Linked DNA regions of Homo sapiens: region 1 is linked to region 2. A link is an interaction called in ENCODE POLR2A ChIA-PET data of the cell type or tissue named here. Cell type or tissue: OCI-LY7. All regions are shown on one strand. Links, peaks and the distances in the headings refer to the core of each region. The heading gives the core; the rest is flanking DNA.

Region 1 (5,684 bases), core at 1-4,000, 890 kb after region 2:
GTGGGGCGCCCTCTCTCGCAGCTCATCCGCCACGTCCAGCAGATCCTCCCATTCAGGCTGTGGAGTGGGGGGGCCTGATCGGCTTCTCTTTATCCGCCACCTCCACCCCAGGTGTCCAGGCCCTTCCGAGGGAGGTGGCCGGTCCCCTGCCTTGTGGATCATCATTCTAAGGAGGAGAACGCCTAGGACTTGGGAAGGAGAGTGAGTTGGGAGCACAGGTGTTAATAATTACATTACTGATGATAACGCTACATTCATCACGCTGTGAGCAGGATATACCCATTTTGTGGACTGGGAAGGTAAGTGGCTCTGTTAGTCCAGAACTCTCAAGATTCCTCAAAAGCTTGGTTCTTGTCTGTAGTCCCAGCTAGTTGGGAGGCAGGAGGATGGCTGGAGCCCAGAAGTTGAGACTAGCCTGGAAAACACAGTGAGACCCCCATCTCTCTCTCTCTCTCTTTTTTTTTTTTTTTTTGAGATGGAGTCTTGCTCTGTCACCCAGGCTGGAGTGCAGTGGCGCGATCTCTGCCCACTGCAATTTCCACCTCCTGGGTTCAAGCAGTTCTCCTGCCTCAGCCTCCTGAGTAGCTGGGACTACAGGCACCTGCCACTATGGCCAGCTAATTTTTGTATTTTGAGTAGAGACAGGGTTTCACTATGTTGGCCAGGTTGGTCTCCAACTCCTGGGCCTCCCAAAGTGCTGGGATTACAGGCATGAACCACGGCACCCAGCAGTGGTTCTTTAAAACCCCGTTTCTTTAAAAAAGAAAAATCTTTATTCTCTTTTTTGTTGCTGTTGTTGTTTTGTTTTGTTTTGTTTTGAGACGGGGTCTCGCTCTGTTGCCCAGGCTGGAGTGCAGTGGCGCAATCACAGCTCACTGCAGCCTCGACCTCCCAGCCCCAACCAATCCTCCCACCTTAGCTTCCCAAGTAGCTGGGATCACAGGTGCCTGGCCTGGCTAACTTAAAACAAAAACAAACAAATAAAAAAAAGTTTTGTAGAGATGAGATCTCACTATGTTGCCCAGGCTGGTCGCGAACTCCTGGGCCTCCCAAAGTTCTGGGATTACAGGCATGAGCCACCTCGTCCCACAGGAATCTTTCTTCTTGATGACTGTGAACAGCTTTAATGTTGGGGGCGGGGGGTCATCAGGCAGGAGACATTCTGGCTATGTTGGAGGGGGTTCCCCAGACACCTCCTGTGTGTCCTTTCTGCCTCCCACTCCTCCCTCTGAGGGCTTTGGCCTTGAACTGCCAAGGAGGTTGTTCCCTGTAAGGTTTCTCCCTAAGACAAGACACAAGACCACAGTGGAAGAGGGGTCTGGTCTTGAAGGCCAGGAAGCTGGGGCTGGGGCGACAGGAGGCCGGCAGCCCCAATCCTGGGTCTGACTATCTCTCTTCTTTGCCTGTGGTCCGTGCAGGCTTCTGGCCCTCAGTGTCCATCTGGGTCCACCTGTCTCTTGGTCATCCCAGGGTCGTCTGTCTGGGTCGGACTATGCCCCTCACACATCTGTTCTCCATCTGGGTCTCCTGCCCAGCCCGTGCACCTGCCTCAAACTGTCTGGATCTGCCTGTATGTGTCTAGCTGTTTACCCCCCATCTCCATCTCCTGTCTGTGACTGGTGACCGTGATACCTGTCCCCTCCTGTCCCCTGAGGGAGTCTGCAGCCCTGCCCTGCTTGTCTGGTTGCAGCTGTCTGCTGGTTTGACTTTGAAGTCCCTCAGAGTGGGAGGTGACAAGCTGTCTCCTCCTGCTTGTGACCCTGAGCCTCAGTGCATGGGGGGTAGGGGTGTCTTTCAGGGCCTTCATTTTGCTTCTTCTTTATCCTTAGTTCCTGGGACCCCTCACCTGACCCCAGTGCAGCTGGGAGGGTCTTTCTGGGCAGGGGAGCTGGGGATAAGTGGGGTGTGGGGGACGGCCCTCTAAAAGCCACGTTATGAGCCGGGCACGGTGGCTCATTCCTGTAATCCCAGCACTTTGGGAGGCCGAGGCGGGCAGATCAGTTGAGGTCAGGAGTTCGAGACCAGCCTAACCAACATGGTGAAACCCCATCTCTACTAAAAATACAAACAAACAAAAAAAAAGTAGCCAGGCATGGTGGCGCACACCTGTAGTCCCAGCTACTTGGGAGGCTGAGGCACGAGAATTGCTTGAACCTGGGAGGCAGAGATTGCAGTGAGCCGAGATTGAGCCACTGCACTCCAGCCTGAGTGACAGAGTGAGACTCCGTCTCAAAAAAAAAAAAAAAAAAAAAAAAAGCCACGCTATCCCAGGGCCTTGCCCCCACCCCCCCACACATAGCACCAGGAAGGTGCAGGGCAGCTGGCACAAGTCGGGGGATCAGAGTCGGAGGTGAGAAGTCCTAGCAGAGGCAGGTGAGCAAGTGATGGATGGATGGATGGATGGAGGCAGCTCTACCGTCAAGCTGAAGAACAAGGCTGGGCGCCGGGTGGCTCATGCCCGTCATCCCACTGCTTTGGGAGGCCAAAGCAGGAAGACTGACTGAGCACAGGAGTTCAAGACCAGCCTGAGCAACATGGTGAAACCCTGGCTCAACTAAAAATAGAAAAACTTAGCCGGGTGTGGTGGTGTGCGCCTGTAGTCCCAGCTATTTGGGAGGCTGAGGTGGGAGGATCACGCAAGCCAGGGAAGTCGAGGCTGACGGAAGCCAGGGAAGTCGAGGCTGCAGTGAGTGAGACGCAGTCACGCCACTGCACTCCAGCCCAGGCTACAGGAGTGAGACCCTGTCTCAAAAAAAAAAAAATAGTTGAAGAACAAGGTGGGCATGGCTAGAAGGCCAGGTCTCCAAGCTCCCAGGGGTGTCTGGCGGCCCGTGTGTCCTGCCCGTGATTCTTGAAGTCTTGACTGTGAAGTCCCTCAGGGTGGGAGGTGGCAAGCTGTCTCCTCTCGATCTCAACCCTGAGCCTTGGTGCATGGGGGTTGGGGGTGTCTCTGTATGTTCACGCATGAGTACCTATATATATGCTCCTGTGTGTCTGTGTGTTGTATGTAACTGTATGTGTGTGCGTGTGTGTGTGTGTGTGCGTGCGTGTGTGTGTGTGTGTACTTGGGCCTGGAAGGGGGACACGGGGTGGGGGAGGTCGTCAGGACCTGGCAGACAAAGAGCCCATTATGGGGGTTCCAGCGACACCAAGAGCCCTGTGGGGGTCTCCGTGGGGTCACGGTGATGGCCCAGGCTGTCTAGACTGGCAAGCAGGGGTGTCTCGTTTCAGTGATACCTGCGTGGGCTCTGAGGTTCCCACCCCACCCTCCGCAGGCCACCTCCCCCACTTCCTTTCCAGCTGCGGGAGTCTTTCATGCCAGGGGTCCTCAGACAAGGGGCTCCTCTGTCCCACCCAGCCCGTGGGCGGTGGGTGGGCTAGGAGCCCAGCTTCCTTCCCAGGCCTGCCAGATGTGAGGCCAGGGCTGGGGAAGGCGAGAAGGTTCTGGCTTCTCCAGGAATGGGATTGGGGGCTATGGAGGGGCCAAGCTGAAGGAGAATTCAGGCCGGGCACGGTGGCTCATGCCCGTAGTCCCAACGCTTTGGGAGGCCGAGGCAGGAGGATCACTTGAGCCCAGGAGTTCAAGATCAGCCTGGGCAACGCAGTGAGACCTCATCTCTACAAAAAACAAATTAAAAAAATTTTTTAATAAGGGAAATTCAGACACTTCTACTGAGGCTTATGGTGCTGGGTGACCCTGGGTTTGGGGTCAGGGTGGGCTCCGTCTCAAGAACTCTTGTAGGATGTTTCTATGGGTCTATAAATAGGGGCTTCAGGTCCAAGCTACTTTGCTGAGGTATTTTGGGGGGTTCTGTGGGTGTCTGTAAGTCCAGGTGGGAGTGTGCTATAGCAGGTGGCTGTCTCTCCACCAGCTGTGTGTGTGCGTGTGTGTGTAAGTTCCTGTGGGCTTCTGTTTGTGTGTGGATGTCAGCATTGCTGTGGGTGTATATCAGGCTAATTGTGTGTAATTCCAGGTCGACATGTGAGCCAGTGTGCGTGGGTGTCTGGTGTCTGCTGGTGTCACTATGAGTGACTGGAGTCTGTATCATCCAGTCATGGTGTCCCCCCCATCCCATTCCCCACTAAAATGTCAGGTGTGGGAAGACAGGGATTTCATTCTTTTTTTTTTTTTTAAAAGAGACTAGGTCTCGCTGTCACCCAGGCTAGAGTGCAGTGGTGCCATCATAGCTCACTGCAATCTCAAACTCCTGGGCTCAAAGCGATCCTCCCGCCTCAGCCTCCCTAGTACCTGAGACTATAGGCGCACACCACCACGCCCAGCTAATATGTTTTTTAAACTCCTCATCTCAAGTGATCCTGCCACCTCGGCCTCCCAAAGTGCTGAGATTACAGGCGTGAACCACTGTGCTCGTTCAGATTTCCCTCTTGTTCACAGCTGCATCCCCAGTGCTAGAACAGTGCTGGGTACATAACAGATGCTCAATAAATGAGTATTGGGGCCGGACGCACTGGCTCACACCTGTAATCTCGGCACTTTGGGAGACCGAGGTGGGTGGATCACCTGAGATCAGGAGTTCAAGACTAGCCTGGACAACATTGTGAAACTCTGTCTCTATTAAAAATACAAAAATTAGCCAGGCATGGTAGCGGGCGCCTGTAATCCCAGCTACTCGAGAGGCTGAGGCAGGAGAATCGCTTGAACCTGGGAGTTGGAGATTGCAGTGAGCTGAGATTGTGTCACTGCACTCCAGCCTGGGTGACAGAGCACTCCAGCCTGGGTGACAGAGCAAGACTCTGTCTCCAAAAAAAAAAAAATATTATTGGGTTTGTGGGCATCCAGATGACAGGATTTCTGCCTGCCTGTGTGTCATTTCCCCGTGAGTCTATGCATGCCAGTGTGTATGCATGTGTTACTGTGTCTGTGTGTATGTCAGTATTATTGTAGATGTGCAGGTGTCTGAGTGCCTAAACAAGTCTCAGGGTAGGTGACGATGGGCATATGGCCACTGGGTTCGTGCTCATATATCTTTGTGGGTGACAGTGTCTTTGTGGGTGGCTAAGAGGATCCATTTTACTGTGAACAACTGTGTGTCCATGTGTGCAGTTGTGTTCTTGGGCGGGGGTGGTCTGTATGTGTGTGTATATCAAGATTACTGAGACCTGCTACTCGGGAGGCTAATGTGGGAGGATCATTTGAGTCTGAGAGTTTGAGGCTGCTGTGAGCTATGATCGTGCCACTGAACTCCAGTCTGGGTGACAGAGCCAGACCCTGTCTCAAAAAACAAAACAAACAAACAAAAATTTGGGCCAGGCATGGTGGCTCGGCGCTCTGGGAAGCCGAGGTGGGTGGATAGCTAGAGCTCAACGAGTTTGAGACGAGCCTGGGCAACCGGCAAAACTCCATCTCTACAAAAAATACAAAAATTACCCAGGTGTGGTGGTGCGCACCTGTTCTCCCAGCTACTCGGGAAGCTGAGGTGGGAGGATTGCTTGAGCCCAGGAGATGGGCCTAGATTGCAGTGAGCCTAGATTGCAGTGAGCCTAGATCGTGCCACTGCACTCCAGCCTAGGCAGCAGAGTGAGACCCTGTCTCAAAAAAATAAAAAGGAAACTGTGGCCGGGTGCGGCGGTTCACACCTGTAATCCCAGCACTTTGGGAGGCTGAAGCCAGCGGATCCCCTGAGGTCAGGAGTTCAAGACCAGCCTGGCCAACATGGTGAAAC
Region 2 (4,000 bases), core at 1-4,000:
TGGGCAGAGACTACAAGCCAGGCTTGGCCAATAACACCATCCAGGTAAGGACAGGACCCAGGGCAAGGGGGCGAGGCAGGAAGGTGGCTGCATCCCACAGAGGCCTGGGGCAGTTTGGGTCTGGGAGGGGACAGGACCCAATGCAGTGGGTGCTGGTCTGACTCCCAGCATCTTTCAGGGCTGGTGGAAGCTAATGGACACCCAAGTGCACTTAATATCTTTCCTCTTGCTTTCCCTGGACTTTGGGTTTAGGTCAGCATTGATATTGCACAGAAGTGTTGGCCTCTGAGGGGCCATAACCAGAGTCAAGGATCACCTAGGGAATCCCATCCAATGTCATTTTTTTTTTAGACGGAGTCTCACTCTGTCGCCAGTCCAGAGTTTAGTGGCCCGATCTCAGCTCACTGCAGTCTCTGCCTCCCGGGTTCAAGCGATTCTCCTCCCTCAGCCCCCTGAGTAGCTAGGATTACAGGCACACGCCACCACGCCCGGCTAATTTTTGTATTTTTAGTAGAGACGGGGTTTCACCATGTTGGCCAGGATGGTCTCGATCTCCTGACCTTGTGACCCACCCTCATCGGCCTCCCAAAGTGCTGGAATTAGAGGCGTGAGCCACCGCGCCCAGCCGCCAATGCCATCTTCATCCCCCAGATAGACAGTCTCTAGGATCTGTTCCCTGGGGCTGAGCGGTTGGAGTCTTCATGCGGGCCCTCTGGCCCATGGCTCACTAGGTCTGTGTCCACATCCCTCCAGAGCATCTTACAGGCGCTGGATGAGCTGCTGGAGGCCCCTGGGGACCTGGAGACCCTGCCCCGCTTACAGCAGCACTGTGTGGCCAGTCACCTGCTGGATGGCCTAGAGGATGTCCTCAGAGGCCTGAGCAAGAACCTTTCCAATGGGCTGTTGAACTTCAGTTATCCTGCAGGCACAGGTAGGTCCCTGGGTCTGCCCCAGACTCCAGCTCTGCATGTTTTCTGTCTCCTTCCTTTCCCAGTCCCACCAGAGCCAAGTGACCACACCTGTATATCAGTGTTACTCTCATCGACAAACTAAAATAAGAGATTAAAAAGAAATACATACCAGTCTGGACAAGATGGCAATACTCAATCTCTACAAAAAAAAAAAAATCTTTTAAATTAGACAGATGTGATGGCACAACTGTGGCCCCAGCTAGTTGGGAGGCTGAGGTGAGAGGATCGCTTGAGCCCAGGAGGTTGAGTCTGCAGTGAACTATGATTGCATCACTGTACTCCAGCCTGGTTCACAGGGCAAGACCCCATCTCAAAAAAGAGAAGACGAAGAGGAGGAGGAGGAAGAAGAAGAAGAAGAGAAGGAGGAGGAGGTGAAGAGGAGGAGGAGGATAAAGAGGAAGAAAAAGGAGGAAGAGGGCAGGAGGGGGAGGACAGAAGGAGGAGGACAGGAGGAGAGGAGGGGAGGAGGAAGAGGAGGAAAGAGGATGGGAGGAGGAGGACAAGAGGAAGAGGACGGGAGGAGGAGGACAGGATGGGGAGGAGAGGAGGAGGAGAGAAGGAGGAGGAGAGGAGGAAGAGGAGGAATGGAGAAAGAGAGGAGGAGGAGAAAAGGAGGAGGAGAGGAGGAGGAGGAGAGGAGAAGGAGGAGGAATGGAGGAGGAGAGGAGGCAGAGGAAGATAGGAGGAGGAGAAGGAGAAGAGGAGGAGAAGAGAAGGAGGAGAGGAGGAGGAGACGAGAAAGAGCGGAGGAGAGGAGGAGAGGAGGAGGAGCACAGGAGGAGGAGGAGAGGAGTAGAGGAAGAAGGAAGAATAGAAAGAAGGAAAGGAAAGGAAAAAGAAATGCATAAATAACATGCATTTTCATTGTAATATGAATTATCAGCAGTAAATAATTATGATGAAGAATTTAAAATAACAAAATAGAAATCACTTCAAAAGAGAACAATTTATTTAATTTGGAATACTATAAATTAATATCATTTGATCTCTAAGTATGATTTCTTTCTTGTTTGTTTTTGTTTGTTTTGTTTTGTTTTGTTTTGTTTTTTTGAGACAGAGTCTCACTCTGTCGCCCAGGCTGGAGAGCAGTGACGTGATCTCGGCTCACTGCAAGCTCCGCCTCCTGGGTTGACAGCATTCTCCTGTCTCAGCCTCCCGAGTAGCTGGGACTACAGGTGCCCGCCACCACGCCCAGCTAATTTTTTGTATTTTTAGTAGAGACGGGGTTGCACCGTGTTAGCCAGGATGGTCTCTCGATCTCCTGACCTTGTGCATAATCCACTTGCCTCGGCTTCCCAAAGTGCTGGGATTACAGGCGTGAGCCACCACGCCCGGCCTGCATAATAATTTTTAAAGCATGAAAATGCATATAGCATTAATTTTATTAAGATAAAATTCACATAACATCAAGTTCACCACTTTAAAGTGTCTGTTTCACGTGGGGCGTGCCTGTAATGCCAGGCGCTCACACCTGTAATCCTAGCACTTTGGGAGGCTGAAATGGGTGGATCACTTGAGGTCAGGAGTTCAAATCCAGCCTGGCCAACATAGTGAAACCCCATCTCTACTGAAAATACAAAAATTAGACAGGCGTGGTGGTGCACACCTGTAATCCTAGCTACTCAAGAGGCTGAGGCAGGAGAATCACTTGAGCTTGGGAGGCAGAGGTTGCAGTGAGCCAAGTTTGCACCACTGCACTCCAGACTACGTGAGACAGAGTGCCACTCCATCTCAAACAAAAAAATTAAAATTAAAAATAAAAATAAGAAAAAATTTTAAAAGCGTGTGTTTCGGTAGAATCTAGTATATTCAGAAAGTTATACAACCGTCACCTCTATTTCTAAAATGCTTGCATCAGCCCAAAAGTGAACACTGCACATGGTAAGCAACCACTCCTCATTCCTCCCTTCCTCCAACCCATGGCAGCCGCTAATCTGCTTTCTGTTTCCATGGATTTTCCTAATCAGGATATCTCACATAAATGGAATCATACAATATGTGACCATCTAGTCTAGCTCCTTTCACCTAGCATAATGGTTTTGAGGTTCATGCATGCCATAGCATTTATCAATATTTCATTCTTTTTCATGGCTGAATACTATTCTATTGTATGAATACATCACTTTTTTTTTTTTTATCCATCCATCCATTGATGGACATTTGGGTTGTTTCCACCTTTTGGCTGTTGACAAAAAGAGTCAAACTCTGTAAAATATTTGAAGAGATTTATTGTGAGCTAAATATGAATGTATGACTGACCATGGCCCGTGACACAGCCCTCAGGAGCCCCTGAGAACATATTCCCAAGTGAAGTGGTGTTGTTTTCTGGGGTAATACCTGAGGTTCATTGCCTCATGCCAAGAAAATTAAGGACACAGACACACACCAGGAGTGAGTTTATGAGTGGAGGTTTAATAGGCAAAAGAAAGAGAAAGGAGAACAACTCTCTCTCTTGTGAGAGAAAGGAATGCCCAAATGGGACTTCCCACCCATGCCAGAGGGCACCGGATTTTATAGACAGGCTTGAGGAGGCAGTGTCTAATTTACATAGGGCCCAAAGATTGGTTGGAACAGGTGTGACGTTTACATAAGGTGCAGGGAAGCTGGCTGCCCCACCCTAATCTTATTATGCAAATGGAGTCTTCGCCAGCTCCTTACTGTATACGTGGTTGGCAAAGAGATGGGAAGATGGAGCCGCCATTTTCAACATGCCTAGTCCCAGGTGGCCTTTTCCTATTGGCACAGCTGCCAGCATTCACCTGTGCAGGCTTCCAGCTTGCTTGCCTATGTCTGCAGCTCGATTTTACAGGCTGCTCTTTGTTAGAAAAAAAAAAAATGATATAGGGGCTGATTTTCATTAAAAGGAAAGACTTACCCAGGACTTCCTTACCCACACTCTCTGCCTAAATAATTCCTTTTTAACTTCTATATCACAAGGTAGTCGTGGTACAGCTTGTTGTGATTGTTGTTGTTGTTGTCTTCTGTTGGAGACAGAGTCTTGCTCTGTCAACCAGGCTGGAGTGCAGTGG

Evidence for each region. ChIA-PET counts read pairs that join two places held together with the same protein. Peaks named below come from ENCODE experiments on the same cell type or tissue, not always from the same donor. Only the 100,000 strongest peaks of a DNase experiment are listed, where the experiment ranks them.
Region 1: POLR2A ChIA-PET joins it to region 2 with 6 read pairs; 2 of 35 experiments call an interaction of 5 or more read pairs at or near these places.

What each region holds. Positions count from the first base shown.
Region 1 is chr19:13,867,133-13,872,816 of GRCh38, reverse strand. It overlaps a transcript of NANOS3 not described here. Among named protein-coding and RNA genes, the nearest start is that of MIR181C, 4.7 kb to the left of the region's middle. In OCI-LY7, for the core only: a CTCF peak has its summit at 6; a DNase peak (open chromatin) is centred at 1,648; H3K4me3 peaks cover 34 bases.
Region 2 is chr19:14,761,364-14,765,363 of GRCh38, reverse strand. It overlaps ADGRE2 (adhesion G protein-coupled receptor E2), which reads left to right. Exons shown (of 21, transcript NM_013447.4): 10 at 1-44; 11 at 754-931. Among named protein-coding and RNA genes, the nearest start is that of ADGRE2, 15 kb to the left of the region's middle. In OCI-LY7, for the core only: no CTCF peak of the experiment used is centred there; no DNase peak of the experiment used is centred there.